2 separate regions of the Homo sapiens genome follow, and region 1 is linked to region 2. Evidence: read pairs that join two places in POLR2A ChIA-PET (ENCODE). Cell type or tissue: Caco-2. All regions are shown on one strand. Links, peaks and the distances in the headings refer to the core of each region. The heading gives the core; the rest is flanking DNA. Region 1 has its middle 54 kb from the start of CWC22. Region 2 overlaps CWC22 (CWC22 spliceosome associated protein).

Region 1 (8,340 bases), core at 201-8,200, 120 kb before region 2:
CCTACCTCCTAATATCATATTGGGGATTAGAATTTCAACTTATAAATTTGGGCGTCATACATTCAATCTTTGTGCTCATTGTTGCTAGGATGCAGTTAAAGTCTCCAAATATGTGAGGGAGGTCTTCTTGGACTTTCCAGCCCAGCTGCAGCAGAACTCCAAGTTAAATACAACCACATGAGCAACTATCTACACAACATGGAACACTGGGCCTGTTCATACATTGTATTGAATGAATAATTAGAACTGAAGAGGCTTCAGCCTTTTGAAAAGTTTCCCAAGGAATCTAGAACAATCTTGGCACTCATCTTAGGGAAAAAGTTAGGAGAAAATAATAAATACTGGATGATTTCAGATGTCTTAGCACTTTGCTCAGTAGCATAGAGCAAGAATCAGGGCAGGTAAAGTAAAATTTCTCTGCCTAGCACATAAATTTTGCTTTCAGAGTTGAGAAAACTCATTCCTTGGGGCAAACAGCTACATTCATAAATTATAGCTGAAAAAACCTTTGAGCTCAAACAGAAATACATTTATTTCACAGATGAAGGAACTGATGCCCAATGGGTCATGTGATTTGTGCAGGGCCATATGTTGGTGCCATAGCTATTCCCAAGACCCAAATTCCACTCTATCCCAGGGTACTTCCCTCCCTAATACTCTTTCCACACCAAACCCACTTAAGAATTAGCCTCTCCAGCTCCTGCAACTTTACGTTTATGAACTGAAAGCAACTCAAAGGAGGTAAAGCGCAGAGGCAGAGTGTGGTTCACATCTCCCAGAGCACTGTCCTCTCCACAGAACACACTCAAAAAGCAATGATCAAGAGAAGAAAGTGAAGTGCTTACTTGCCAACAGTTTTCTTCAGCTCTACTCAGCAAGGGCAATCTATTTACAAAAGTAATTTTGTTGACTAGATCAACATATTGACATGTTGAATCCGTTAACACACAATTATTGATTTCTACCTATGCTACTAAGTTGTATGACAAGATTCTTATTCTTTGAAATTAAAGACTTATTTTCCAGTATAACTGAGGGGATTTGTTTGCTTCCTTAATATGGTCATAAAATAGGAAGAATTTCTATTTGTCACCAAGAGAACAAAGTGTTTACTTATAAATAAAATGTTCCAAAGTGGACAGACTACACTTTGAATTGCCGTTTCATCTGCAGGAATGCTACTCCTGTTTCATGAAACCAGATTAAAGCCATGTTTATTTAAAGATGCCTGTTCACAAAAGGCAATGCCAGCATAAAATTAAAAAATTCAAAAGAGATCAGAATGTATTACTAACAAAAGGGTGCCCCAAGGTCATGGGTTTTTACAACACCCTAAACAAAATTCCCCCTGAAGCCTTTAGACCGGTGAAATTATGCACCATTTCAGAATATTTTCTTCTCTAAGTATGTATGCTGCTCATGTTTCTGGGAATTGTTCTGTCCTCAGCGTCACAGGGTCAAAGTATGGAGTCTCAGACATTTGCTAACCCTCCTTGGCATTCTCAGCAGTGAGCATCTATCTGTTTATCACCAGTGGCACCTGCACAATTCCACTAGAAAAACTATTCAGGACTATCCCATCAACTGCTGTCCACTAGATGTCTACAGCATCCTCAGTCATAGAGGCAACCAAACATTCTCATTCCTCAATTCGGCAGTCGGCCAGGCTATTCCAAGTTTCCACGTCCCAGCATGCCATGACCTGGACACTCTCTCAAGGCAGTAAATTAGGGCAATTGTAGGGCTTCACCTCATTTGTTTCTCATTTCTCAGAAATTAATGTCTTGTATCATCTGATGTCTTGAAAAAACATTTCATATTTTTCCAAGTTTATTTCAGGCATAACTATAAATCAAGTCTGTTACTTCACCTTAGCTAGAAGCAAAAGTCAGTTTTTTTTAAACTTAATACAAATATGATTCTGACTTTAAAAAGCAAGATATAGGATGTGATGGAGATAAGGAAAAAAGACTTGTGGTTCAGGGTACGTGAGGGGGAGAGGAGACTGGGAGTAGAAAAACAGGAAGGCATTGAACACTAACCTGGCTCTATCCCACAATTTTTTCTAGGCATAGCCTGGAAAAGAGTTCAAGAACTTCAGGGTTATGTCAAGGCTTATATTTATGATTCAGCATTTACAGTAATAAAGTTATTTCTTTCTAAGACTACTCAGCTTATGCTACACAAAGAAACTTACATCAAGCCACCTTGTTTGTGACTGGTGCTCTGTCAACTGTCTCTAGATCTGCACTTGCAGATAGCGGTTCCCTGCAAGGCATCCACACTTTAATGTGGAGACAAGGCCATCAGCTCCCAGAAAAGATGAGATTTACAGGCACCTCATGTTCTGCATCCTGACTCCCACCATCTCCTCCCAACAACCTCCCTCAGGTCACAGAGCATAGAGTTACTGACCAAAATCAATCCTGGAAAGATGACTGTCACTCTATCCTCCACGGACTCATACCCCATTCTCTTGGAGAATTAAGTAGGTATGGTATGAGTTAAGATGAACCTATATATTCCAAAAGTAGATTTTTCCCAGTGCAGTGAGCAGAGGGAACATTTGAGGACACTTTTTAATTAGTTGAGTGCAATCTTTAAATAAGAAACAGTGTTACACACCCTGTGATGTTTTCTTTGTGAAGATACTAGGACCTTGGCTTTAAATGCATTGTAAGGCTAGATGAAAAACCTTTGGTAAAATAATGGACACTGATTAGTTCCAATGAGATGGGAATCTTCCACTGGCCTGTGGTTAAAATGAACTAGTCCTTATTTCTTTACTTGAATAAGAACTAGATTTCTGTCAACTGAATGTTAATCCATGCAAATCTCAGATGTTATTTGAATGAATAGGAAACTGTTTGCATGGCTGCAATTCAGACAACCTGTTTCTTGGACTTACATGCATGAGAGCCAGGCTGTAGTGTGGCAGGTGTGGATACACCAGATGACACACTGAGTCAGACCATGCTCAGGTGATAGGTCCGATGATGTCAGTCATTGAGAGGGAAGAAGAAATACTAAATATATATGTTCTCCTTAAAGCAGTCTTAATCACTTAGAAGAGAAAAAAAGATCATGCCAAAGAATTCGGTTAATAGAGAATCTGCGGGAAACAGCATAATATAACGAGGTCTAACCTGCTCTTCAACTAAGGAGTACAGCAGCACTTACCATACCATTTCTGTATGAAGTAGCTTGATGTGTGGCCTTTTATGTAAGGGTGAGAGCTACTTCCAAACCTTCTATACAACTGAATCCAAGTGCATATCCAGAAATAAAATGTACAAGCACCAGTAACTCTTCTCATCTTTAGCCATGCTGAACTGCAGTCTCTGAAACTCTACCTATAGGTTTTAGCTTAGGAATTACCAAGACAAGTATAACCAGGGCATAAAGTGCTAAAAGAATATCCATCATTGTAAATGTAGTTTGCTGCCAAAAGTATGGTACATGATCAGCATAAACCTTTAGCTTTATTTGCCCTCCAGGTAGCACACTCTCCAAATCCTTGCTGGGTTAGCCCAGGCTAGAAGATTTGGCTCAATTTCCTGCTTTGTATTCTAGTCAACTATTAGGGCTGTCCTGTTTAATAATTGTGAACTGTTTAATAATTAACTATTTGAAGCTGCTCATTTAGAGAGAGATGGAGCCCTCTCTCCTCCACTCTCAGCTGCAGTCTGTAGTCTGATTAGGAATATGATCTAGAGAATTTGTCACACGTCTAGCTATGCATGTCAGCACCGCCTACCTTGTCCTGCCACTATTTTCCATCTTCCCGAATAGACCACCATGCAGCCCGAGTGTATGCTGGGCATTCGACCACCAACTTTGCTGGGGTGATCAGACCCAACACCAGGTCGTCGGGGTGACGAAGTCCAGCGGAGTCAAAGGATTGAGCGGGGTGAGGGGGGAAAAGGTGGTACGCCAGGGGGCCATCACTATTGTATGGAGGCTGCGAAGGCCCCGAGCTCTGGGAGCCCATGGTATTTATTGGTAATGCAACGAAGAAACAGGTGGTGAGAACGTGGAGGTCAAAAGGGCACATTGCGTTAAGCACATGATTTACAGCTGTGATGGCTTAGCATTTATAAGGAACATGTTCTGCTACTTGAGATAATGGTAACAGGAGCCTAGGAAGGCTAGAAACAAGGAGCCAGTAAGTCTAGACACATTCCAAAGACATTATGCAAGCCCTGCCTCAGTTTCCCTCCCAACACTCAGCTTTTTCCCCCAACATGCCTTTTTTTGTAAGGGGGAAGGTATCATTATTACATTACTAGCAATTGTTAGCAAGGCGATTGCAGGCTGTGTAGTCCTTAATTGCCGGTGACCCAGCTTTTTTCTTTTAACCCTTATTCAAACTGGAGTCACTCTGGTTTGAATGCTTCCCACATACCTCCCCCACTTTGCCTTTTACAAGGGGACCCTCAATCCTAGGGGTTGCAGGAGGATGAAGGTCCGTCTTCTGTAACTTCTTCAAATGCTGAATAGGGGCAATGATACTCCTGCCTAACTATTAGGGTCTCTTGTATTCATGGTAGAGAGGAGTCAGAAAGCATTGGTCCATTAAGCATTGTGACTCTGGTCAGTCCTTGTTCCATCTTCGCATTCAGATTCAACTGTCTCATGGCTCATGCTGGGGGAGAACCCGGTCCATGGTTGGGATCCATGGGTTCCCCCCCGCCCCAGTCTCCCCAATTCTATGGTCGTACACATCTTGAGGTCATCCACACGGTTCGTTCATCTCCTGGCAAAAGCATACCCTCAATCTCCACGTTAGTAAATCTACTGAAATAGAAGCAAAAACTTTTGTGGTTGTAGCCAGGCGGCCACTGATGAGACAGGCCTTTTGTGATTAACTGAAGGCATAGAGAGAGCAAATCGAGGCTTTTCAAACCTTCAAATTCGCACTGTACAGGTGGGTCCACTAGATGCTGTGGCTGATGATAGATCTTCAGATGTTTGGTGGGCACCCACACAGGCACCTGAGGCAAGCAAATCCTCTTCCCCATAAAATTATCTTTAGGCAGGGATCAGAGGAAGCAGACTCAGAGGTAAGGAGAATTTTGGGGTCTAAAGGCTTCCTGATGTTTGATAGGTGTTCCCTCGGAAGTTATGAATTCCCCTTCTCTCCATATTGCTGCAAGGGCATGGAGGACTAGGTAAGCATACTTAGAGTCTGCATGTATATTTACCCTTTTTCCTTCTCCTAATTCTAGTGTATAATGGCCCCTGCTTTTGCTAGGATGTCTCTAACAAAGGAGCGAGGTTTTCAGGCATAATTAGAAAGGCACGTGAGGAGAGTAAAGTTCCCCAGTCACAACTTAGTGGCTGGAAGATCTAGTGACTGCCTGTCCTAGGACCCCTCAGATAGTGACAGATCTGGAGGACAGTTGTCCGGGACAGGAGAGTAAGACTGAGAAGACCGTGCTAGTGTCCAGGAAACAGTTAACCTCCTGGACCTCAATGGTCAAGCATACCCAGGGCTCTGTGGCATGGGCTGGCGCTTACCCTGGGCACCCTCAGTCCTGCTGCTGGGTCATCTGGTTAGTGGCTTCTGACTCACAGGTCCTTTGTCCCCCTGGGGCAGAGGGCCTTCCAGCGATTCCCTTGACATAAGGTGCGCAGAAATAAGGGGCACTGGTGGCTTATTTCTATTCGGACAGTCTTTTTGAAAATGTCCTTGCAGACTGCACTGGAAGCAAGCCCTACTAAAGGCATTCAATTTGCCCAGCCTTTCCCTTTTCCAGAGCCTCCAAAGTCCGCTTGCCTGAGGGTCATGACTAAAACGGTGGCTTTTTCTTATCCCATTTGTCCCATTCTGCCTGGTCCTCCTGATCTCTATTATAAAAAACCGAGGTTTCCGAGTTCAATAGGGTTTCTAAGTTTTGCTCCGGGCCCTAAGGCGGACTTTTGAAGTTTTTTCTAATGTCTGCAGCTGACTGAGTGATAAACTTATCCTTAAAGATTAGTTGGCCTTCAACATAGTCAGGTGACAGAGGTATGCTTCCTCAATGCCTCCCCTTGTCTCTCCAGAAAGGCAGGATTTTCTTCCTTTCCTTGCATTATAATGGACATCATTGAATAATTCATAGACTTTTTCCTCTTAGTTTTCCTTAGTCCTTCCTAGCCCGCAAAAGTTAGCAAGTGTCTACAAGCACCAATCTCCATGTTCTGATTTTGCATCCCAATGAGGGTCTACAGTAGGAACTGCCTGCTGGCCTGTGGGGAATTGTTCTTTCCTCTGTTGTCATCCTATCGTTGACCTGAGATACCAGAGATCGCAAGACTCTCGGGGCTGCAGTTACAGTGGCACTTCTCTCATTTGGGGTTAGTGTCTGATCTAGCAGTAACATTAAATCTCTCTCCATGTCAAAGGATTATCCTAACCCTTATAAAACATCAATATAGCCATCAGGGTTATCTGAGAATTTACCTAGGTCTATTTTGTTTGAAAGTCTGAGAGGGAAAAAGGTACTACACTCTGACTGGGCCGATTCTCCAGGATACACTTAGGGGCATTTTTGCCTTGTGGGGAACATTTCCCATCTGAAAAAACAGGGATGCCAGCACCCCTAAGTCGTTTTCCAATGAGCATTAGTCCTAGAGCATTCCCTACGGTCCTAATGCTTATTCCTTTCCAGGGTGCGTAACCACCCATAGACCTCTGCTTATCAGATTAGTTACTCTTACCAATGTAGCAGTCCGGCACCTGTTTTCCCACCTTTCTTGACCACAAAGAAATGGGTCCAGGCTGCTAGATTCTAGTGGTCCTTTACCAGCATGCCCAACATTGCCTTTGCGCTCACAGGTGAGTCCTAGAGCTGGGCTGGGTTCCTGAGTATTTCATACCCACCCAGCTGCCCCATCAAGATTCACTCCCATGAACAGTTCTTAAGCAAATTCATTTCAGAGGGTGTAGGTAACCTTTTGAGTCAGGATTGAAAGTTTTTTGATTCTGAGTGCAAACAGCTCGCAGGTTTGAGCAGACGAATTAGGCAATTTTCTTAACTCTGCTTCTATATATAGTCTCCCTATCAATTACTGAATATACCCATTGTGTTTTCACCCCCTCCCCCGTCACCCAGGAGGAACCATCTATTGTTCTGTCCTGAAGGGAGTTCCTCCTAGGGGTCTGATCGGGCCTTTGTATGGTAATTAAAATTTAAATCCCTCATTACAAAACCTGCTGGGTTAAGGGAATTTTCAGTGGTTAATGTTAAATCTTTTTTCCTAACAGAATAGCCCTATACTTTTAGATTTGAGTTAGTAAGCTACCTTTTTGTTTGACTTAGGATAGCTCTGAACTGGTGAGGTGTGCTCACAATGAGGTTTCCACTAAACGTTTTTCTACTTTCTTCTGTTAGCAAAGCAGTTGCTGCTACCAATGGAATGCATTTGGGCCATCCGCGGATTACTGGGTTAAGAATTTTTGATAGGAAGGCTACTGGTTGTCCGTGGTCTCAGTGCTTTCGGCCTTGTTTACACTGATAAGGTAGTACTGGAGTGTTACAGGGCCACGGAGACCTTCAGTTATAGGTTTTTAAATTTACCCTGGCTTTTAAAGAAAAAAAAGTGTACCCTATTCCTTTAACTGCTTGTGTATCTTTCTCCTTTGTAGATGGATTTTGGAAACACAGTGGAAGGACGTTTGCTATCCTCCCTGCTGGATTATAGTTACGGGAAATTGCATGCTTCGAGGTGTCCCTCAGCTGTAGCCTTTTGAGTAGAATTTTGTATAGCACCAATTGTTCCAGGTTTTAATTTTGCAACTATAGGAGCAGTACGTTTTCTAGCTAATTCATCTCCTAGCCCATTATGGGGAGAGAGAGGTGGCCTTTCACTTAATTCAGCAGGTGGAGCCGACGGTCTAGTAAGACCTACTTTTTTCAGTTTCCCTTTCTTTTAGTTCTCTCCGTTTCCTGTTCCTCACATTAACAATCTAATTTTTTACACTTATCCTCCTCTTCCTCATCTGAGCCTACCTCATCATGTTTGAAATGGCTCAAGAGCTGCCTTTGTTAGTGTCCACATTGACCAAACAAACTGGAATTTCTGCTCCCTCTTCATACGCCTTTTTAAAGTCTCTTCCAATTCTCTCCCATTCACCCAATTCCATAGTCCCTTGTTTTGGAAACCATGGGCAAAACTTTTACTGTAGGAAAGAGTAATAAGTTCTGAGTACTAACTTTCACTTCCCCTCTTCGTAATAAATGCCTTAAGAAATTTAAGCAGAATATCTGCTTTTCCTTTGTCCCATTGTTACCCTGCTTCTTCCAAGTGCTCAGCTTTCCCGCTGAGCTTCTTTTAGACATTCTCCGCTTTCACACG
Region 2 (8,340 bases), core at 93-8,092:
TCATAAGATGTGCATATATTTAGCTTTGGTGAATACTGTCAGTTTTCCAAGTGGTTATTCCTATTTACACTCCCACCGGCCATGTATAAGAGTTTCATTAGCTCCCATTCTCATTAATACTTCAAATTGACCGTCTTTTTCATTTCAGCCATTCTGGTGGATGTGTAATGGTACTGCATGGCGGTTTTAGTTTTAATTTGCATTTCAACTAGAGAAGTTAAATGCCATTTTATCCATTATTGGCCATTTGGATTTTTGTTGTCAAGTGGCTGTTCAAGTATTTTACCAATTTTTTTTAGTTAAGTTGTTTTCTCTGTTGATTTGTAGGTTTTCTTTACATATTCTAGATATGATATCTTTTGTACATATATGTATTGCAAATAACCAGTCCCATTCTTGTCTCTCTAGCCCTGCAAGGCTACCAGACCTCTGGTGTCTCTGTCCCTCAGTAGCATCCCTGAATCAGCAGATGCTCCCAGGGAGAAAGTAGCTGTAGAACATCACTTACTTCTCAATGTTTCTGCTTTCTCCTGCATCTTGGCCCCTCTAGTACTTGTTTTTCCACTAGCTCTCTGATGCCTTTATATTTTTTACTTTGTAACTGTAACCTTTTATTCTGAGCTAATTTTAGATTTAGGAAAGTTGCAAAAACAGTACAGAGAATTTCCATATACTCTTCATTCCAACTTCCCCTAATGGTAGCATCTTACATAACACTGGTTCATTTATCAAACTAGGAAATTAGCATTGGAACAGCATTATTGACTAGACTACAGATGTGATTTGAAAACCAGTTTTACCACTAATGTCGTTTTTCTTATTTCAGGATTCTGCTAGCATTTAATTGTATTCTCAGTTTTCTGCATTCTATGATAGTTCCTCTCGGGCTTTCCTTGTTCTTAATAGCTTTAACACTTTTGAAGTCCTCTGGTCACTTATTTTGTAACCTGTCCCTCAGTATGGAGTTTCGTCTGATGTTTTCTCCTTATTAGAATGAGATTAGACATTTTTGGCAAGAGTACATTAGAAACAATGTGTTGTTCTTAGTGCATCTTATCAAGAGGTTCATAATTTTATTTTGGGTGACAACCTTGATCACTTGAGTAAGGTGGTGTCCACTGGATGTCTTCAGGGAAACTATTTTTCTCTGTGAAAATGTCTTGTAGGGAGGTAACTTGATACTATGCAAATCTCTTTTTCCTCCAGCTTTTACTCACTAATTTTAACATCCATCTTTGGATGGTTAAAAAATCACCTAATGGTGATTTTTTATTTGTCTGTTTTCTTCTACATCTAGTAATTGAATTTCTTCTATAAGAAAGTATTGTCCCTCTTCCCTCATTTATTTATTTAGTCAACTGTAAATATCAATATAGACTCACGGTTATTTATCTTATCCTGTGGGTTAAAGTCCAATACTGTCATTTATTTTGCTCAAATCATCTTAGCTTTGGCAATTAGGAGTTCCTTCAACTTGATTTCTGTGTGCTTTTCAACATTTTTCAATGCAACATTTTAAAATTGTATCTGGCATTTCTAGTTATTTTCAGCAGGAGCACAGGTTTGCCACAGTCTTCTCTATCCTACCTGGAAGTGGAAATGCTATAGTAAAAGATGTTTTCAAAGTTTGATCTGGTTCACAGTTTCTGAAAAGATCTGTGTTGTTTTACCCAAGGTCAGCTCTGCTTTCTTTCATTACAGTATCTTGGTCCAAATAAGGGATTGTCTGCTTATCCTACATGCATGTCATTTCTCATTTTGTTTTGTTTGGATGCAATATTTCATCAAATATGGCATCAATACTTTCCTCTGTAGCCTTAAATTGAAAGGCCAATCTTTACACCTTTGTTCCATAGCTTGTTATGTTTCAAAGTGTTTTACATACTGTGTGACATCCAGAATTGTGGGGCTGTTTTTTTAATTATCAGAGAAAGATTGTTTGCTTACAGGAACTTTTATTCATGAATTGAAGTGTACAAACATTGTTCATTTAACATTCACCATTTTTATATTCTACAGAATTTGTTATTTCATGGTATCCATTTTGAGAACAGATGATAACACAGCATGAATTGCTGCAATAAGGAAGCTTGCTGATTCAAAATTAATTTGCCTTCTCATATAATTTCAGTAGAGAACTTTGTTTTATTAATAAAATACTAAATAGCATAAAAGCAGCATGAACTGCCCCAAAATTAGGAAATTATAATGCAAACATAGCAAACGGAGAAGAGATTGCCTCTTGTTACATGGCTGGGTTTTAATATCAGTAAAGCCCGACAGTGGTGTACAGTAGGATCAAGGGGACGCTGGTTTAGCACAGAGCCAGATGGTTTCTGCTTGGGTAGCTGCAGCTCAGCTGAGCTGTTTGATAGGAACCAGAGAAATAGGTCCTTAGTGGCAAACCAACTGACTGTACCATGTGCCAAAGATATGCATTTAGCGGAAGAAATAGAGGCTGGTACAGTGAGATTTAGGTAGAATTAGGGTGACAAGAGGCACTTTTCTATCATATTTTCTCTTTCTTGCCTATGTATGAATTTGAGAGAAATTTTTGTTATCTTAGCATCTTTGATTTGTGCACCCAAATTAAATAACAGATAAACTGATTAAGTTTGTTTTATTGCTTAAAGTGGTTATTTCAGTATAACCATTTTGTATTTATAGTTGTGATTACATCAGCAAAATCAAATTGTTTGAGGTCTTTTCAGAAGAGTTTCTACAGAAACTAAGCCTTTGTGGCTCTAATAAAGCCCATGAGTGTAAATCTTAACATATCTGCTCTTGTTGGTGCAGTTAGTGCCTCTCTGATAGTAACAGAGGGGAGAACTATTGTTTTTGCAGGAAGAGACCTTTCATTGAGAAATATATGTTCATGCTGTTAAGCAAACCCAGTTGTTCTACTCCTCCTATGTTTAGGAAGTGAATGCTAGTTTGGGTGATCATTGTATTTTGATCTGACTTAATAGTCCTATGAATAACACTCTATGGGCTGGAATTTCAGCTTTTGGATTCAATTTGTTAAGTAGAAATGTACCATTTGAGTCGCTTTCTAAAATTTTTACATTTGCTATAAAATTTCTGTTTACTGTCTTAAATCTCGAGATCAAAACAGTACTTTGGTAACTAATGTTGAGATATTATATATTCCCCTTCCTCCCTCCCCTCCCCTTCCCCCCCCCCCTTTTTTTTTTTTTTTGGACAGAGTCCCACTTTGTTACCCAGGCTGGGGTGTAGCGGTGCATTCTTGGCGTACTGCAACCTCTGCCTCCCAGGCTCAATTGATCCTCCCACCTCAGGCTCCTGAGTAGCTGTGACTACAGGCTGACGCCACCACAGCTGGCTAATTTTTTGAATTTTTTGTAGAGAAGGGGTTTCGCTACGTTACCCAGGCTGGTCTCCAACTTCTGGGCGCAAGCAATCTGTCCCCCACCCCCTCTGCTTCCCAAAGTGCTGGGATTATAGGCATGAGCCACTGTACCTGGCCTGAAATATTGTATATTCTTAAAAGGCCGAGGCAGGCAGATCACCTGAGGTCAGGAGTTCGAGACCAGCCTGACCAACAGGGAGAAACCCTGTCTCTACTAAAAATACGAAAATTAGCCAGACATGGTGGCAGACGCCTGTAATCTCATCTATTCGGGAGGCTGAGGCAGGAGAATCACTTGAACCCAGGAGGCGGAGGTTGCAGTGAGCCGAGATTGCGCCACTGCACTCCAGCCTGGGCAACAAGAGCAAAACTGTCTCAAAAAATAAAATAAAATTAAGCATTTGGTAAGACTCTGTGTCATCAGACTTTCTATTCAATCAATTTGGCTTTGCACCTAGTTTATCTGAGTTAGTAAACCTACACTGTATCAGTAAATGTGATTGTTATAATTATGAAATTAAGATTGAAATAAAAGCTAACTGTCTTTTATTTTACACACGCAGCTAATGATGTAAGAAAGAAGGGACATGGGAAGACCAGAAGTAAAGAGGTAGATAAATTGATCAGAAACCAGCAAACAAATGATAGGAAACAAAAAGAAAGAAGACAAGAACACGGGCACCAGGAAACAAGGACTGAGAGAGAAAGAAGGTCAGAAAAACACAGAGATCAAAATTCAAGTGGTTCAAATTGGAGAGATCCTATAACAAAGTACACATCAGACAAAGATGTTCCTTCTGAACGAAATAACTACAGTAGAGTTGCGAATGACAGAGACCAAGAAATGCATATAGATTTGGAAAATAAGCATGGTGATCCCAAAAAGAAGAGAGGAGAGAGAAGAAATTCTTTTTCTGAAAATGAGAAGCATACACACCGAATTAAAGACAGTGAAAATTTCAGAAGAAAAGATAGATCAAAGTCAAAGGAAATGAATAGAAAGCACTCAGGCTCAAGAAGTGATGAAGATAGATATCAAAATGGTGCCGAGAGACGATGGGAAAAATCTAGCAGATACTCTGAACAATCCAGAGAATCAAAGAAAAATCAGGACCGGCGAAGAGAAAAGTCTCCAGCAAAACAAAAATAATTCTACAAAATGACATAAACTGGACATGCCTTATATTCAGTTGAAACAAATTATTTTTTACTTTGACGAACTTTATAGAGAATTCTTGTATAAAGTATTGGTTTGTATTTGTAAATTTAAAAAATGTTTTCATTTTAACATGTTTTATAATTGATACATCTCAAGGCCCTACCCATAAAATTATTTGAAAACTTTCACCAGAAAGGGATGTAAGTCTCGCTTATATTTTGTGAATAAAATGATCAAAAGCTCATTGATTCAGTGATGTTTTTTCAATTGACAAAATATTTTTTTAGTTGTTTAAGAAGCTGTTATAGTGAATTATCAGTGCTTTTTTGTTTGTAACTGAAGACCAAAACAGGTGAACCTTTTCAGTTTAACAGTTTTGCTTTGTTAATGAGATGTTATGAATCTTTTTCAGGTAGTCACTTTTTTTTTTTTCAGTAGAGGATTTGTTACAATTTTCATATTAGGCTTTGAACAAAGTATGTAATGTGTAATTTTTTTCACAAGTGTTGGTAAAGCTAGGTGTATGTTACTCTTTAAACCAATACGCAGTTATTTATAATTAGAACTTCTCCCACAGGAAATATTTCTTCTCTCTGGACTCCTTGATATCATTTAATTGAAATTCTTTGTGATTAGTGCATTTTTCTCAGCCTTGAAGTTATATCACTGTTGATGAATTAATGTGTATTTAATTTTTAGTTTAGGTTAATAGATCATTGGAAAACATATAGTTGTGAAATATGCAAGCAGCCTAAATGTAATTTCAGTTTTTTATATGAATTTTAAGGGTTTCCATCATTGTAACTGTTAACTGATTAATTAATATGACCACATTAGTTATTACTTTTGAAATAAATATTTCCTCTAAGATATTAGACTTGCTGACAAACATTTTAACTTCCTTGCTAAATATAGGCTTCTTGTGTTTGCTCACCTTAAAGGTGCATATAGTTCATTTTAGCCAATGTTTGGTTTCAGGAATAGTGGGACCACCATTTTAATGTTTAGTTTTTGGGCATATGCTGATTCAAAATGTTTCCTATTTTTGTTGTTTAACTTGAGTATAAATAACAATAAAATTCATGTAAAGAAATATCCGCTCCTTCTCCCCACCAACTCACAAAAAGCATTCATTCGAATGAGACAGCTTGGATAAATTCCTTTTAGTGTTTTCTCCCTTTGTGGTGGTTAAAATTTGGTGTCATTGGAAGGGACCATCATGGACAGTGCATTCCACAGAACTTACAAGCTGAGCAAATTGGATTTAACAAACATGTAGGCCATGAGCCCTAAGGGAAATAGTTTTTTTTTTTTTTTTTACCTGAACCCTCATCTTCAGGGTTGGTAAAAAGGAAAAAACAGTAGACTAGAAATTTTAGTTTATTTTCTACACTTTAACCTTAGTTCATGACTTTTACATGTAAAAATGGGAACCCATTCATTTTATTAAGTGCTTAAGACCTTAGAGTTATTAGATTATTTTTAAAATGTTATTAATATGTATTAATCTTCTACTGTTTGCTCAGGTTTGTTTTAGGTACTAGAGATAAAACAGTGAACAGAGTCTCTACTCGTTGAGACTTATAGTTCAGGGGAGGGAAATGGTAAACAAAGACAGTAAATAAATAAATATATGATATATCCAGTAGTGGTAAGTGCTATGAAGAAAAGTAAAGCAGAGAAAGGCGAGACTGAGTGATTGGGGGACAGGGTGTATAGACAGAGCAGTTCTTTGATGAGGTGATGCTTGCCCAGATATCTGAACAGAGTGAGGGCTTGAGACATGTGGATTGCTTGGGAAGAACCTTGTAGGCAGAAGGAACAGCTGTAATACAGATGTTTTTTGACAGCAAATATTGCCTGGAAATTTTTGTTAACATTTCCTATTCTACTTAACTTGTGTTTTGTCTTGTGTGTGTGCTCCTCACTATGTTCTATACTCTTATACAAGCAATTAATACCTAACTACCTCTAGCAGAAGTATTTTGAGTATAAGTGAGTTATATCAGAAGCAGAGACTAGAAGCTGGATTGAGGAACTATTCTGTTCTGCTTTGAAAATGCATTTCTGCAGCATCAACTATGATGTATTCACATGTACTGTCTGCCGCTCAGGCAGATTTTTCACCTTCACTCTTTTAATGTGTAAACAAGAAACATGTTGCCTATGTTTGCTATTTCTATATTTTTACACTATTTCAGAGTTAGTATTTTTTAAGGATCAACTGAATTCTAGATACTTTGCATGCTCATTCCTTTTCAGGTTCTCAATTTCCTTGCTTCCAAAGTTCTAATTCTACATCCCTAGCTACCTACTCCCATTGTCATCCCCGTTAGGTTGGCTTTCAAATCATACCACCTCTGAAATCCCTCCTTGAAGCATCATACTTTGGCCACTTCCCAACCAGTTCACCTGCTTTAGTACCACTATTCTAGAAATCCTTCACCTCAGCAAACCTTCTGATCCATTGACTTTGTTACAATCAGTTACCAATCCCCACCCCAGCACTTCTTTACTTCCCTCATTCCGTGATCTATCATTCGAATAGATAAATGAACAAATAACGAATTTAATTCTTTCAAAACAACCCCATGAGAATTGGTATTGTCTTCCTACATCACAGAAGAGGAGACTGGAGTCCAAAGAGACTAATTAGGCTCAGGCCACAAAGTTGATAAGTAGCAGTATTTAACTCAGATCATCTTCATTCCAAAGCACAACTGGAGGATGAATAAAAGCCAGAGAGAAGGATTTGAGAATCAGCTCTGTCTCCTAGCAGCTGTGTGAACTTAGGCAAATTATTTCACTTTTCTGACCTTCTGATTCACCTTTAAAATACTTTTGTCTACCTTACACAGTTGTAGTGATTATTATATGAAATAATGAAGTCAAAGGCCCTAGAATACCATGTAACACAGTGGGCATTTAGCAGAGTTCTTTTTCATAGCATACAGCAAAGATGTGGAAGAAAATTCAGGCTCATCAACTGGTTCATTGATTGCTTCATTCCATCTGTAATGCCATTTATAGTTGAAAAAAACCAGAATCGTGTTAAAGTAGCACAGCAAAATGAATTGATTGTTTTGGAGTTAAGGTGTGACAGAGTAATTATCCATCACTTCTATCATAGTACCTGTTTCCCAGATGTACGTATCCTGTTAGCTCAAGCAACCTACTTCCTGTGTCTTATACCACTACTTCACATTTCTCAAATGTATTATCAGAAACAAAGGTTTTGGCTATCCCAGATAGTTATGAGTGAGGTTTTTATTCTTGACTTGCTTTGTTTACACCATTTTGATTTTGACTTAACTGACGTGTAATCCCCCCCCCCAAAAAATTCATAGATTAGCAGATTAAAGTCTTCCCCATAGATTTTTTTAGAATCCTGATGCCTTTGTTTTCCAATCCAATTCTCACTTCTTCCAATATAGTCAAATGTCTTTTCTGTCTGATCTTTCAAGTTCTTTCATTCTGTTCTGTGTATATTCCACGGAATATTTATTCAGCCAAGCAAACTTTAACACCCACTGATACTTTAGGAGAGAGCTCAGAGTGCCCAATGTGACATCTTGGAAACCTGTTCCCTTAACATGGACATTTTCACATTACACACTTTGAAACACTCATTGAAACATCTCCAAATGGTGTTCCTGGCTCTCATTGTGATGTCTTGTGTCCCCTCAACCTTGAATATGCTCTACAACTTCCATTTATACTCACCCACATATTACTAAACCTCATTAAAAACCTCTGAGTCTGTTGCATATCTCCAATTAGAACTTCAGTTTCTTGAAGTTGGTTAATTGCA

Evidence for each region. Peaks named below come from ENCODE experiments on the same cell type or tissue, not always from the same donor. Only the 100,000 strongest peaks of a DNase experiment are listed, where the experiment ranks them.
Region 1: POLR2A ChIA-PET joins it to region 2 with 5 read pairs; 4 of 35 experiments call an interaction of 5 or more read pairs at or near these places.

Annotation. Positions count from the first base shown.
Region 1 is chr2:180,056,993-180,065,332 of GRCh38, reverse strand. No RefSeq gene overlaps it. Among named protein-coding and RNA genes, the nearest start is that of CWC22, 54 kb to the right of the region's middle. RefSeq lists a silencer at 8,237-8,340 and an enhancer at 8,061-8,340. In Caco-2, for the core only: no CTCF peak of the experiment used is centred there; a DNase peak (open chromatin) is centred at 3,972.
Region 2 is chr2:179,941,309-179,949,648 of GRCh38, reverse strand. CWC22 (CWC22 spliceosome associated protein) reads left to right here. Exons shown (of 20, transcript NM_020943.3): 20 at 3,934-4,773. The coding sequence ends at 4,520. Among named protein-coding and RNA genes, the nearest start is that of CWC22, 62 kb to the left of the region's middle. In Caco-2, for the core only: no CTCF peak of the experiment used is centred there; no DNase peak of the experiment used is centred there.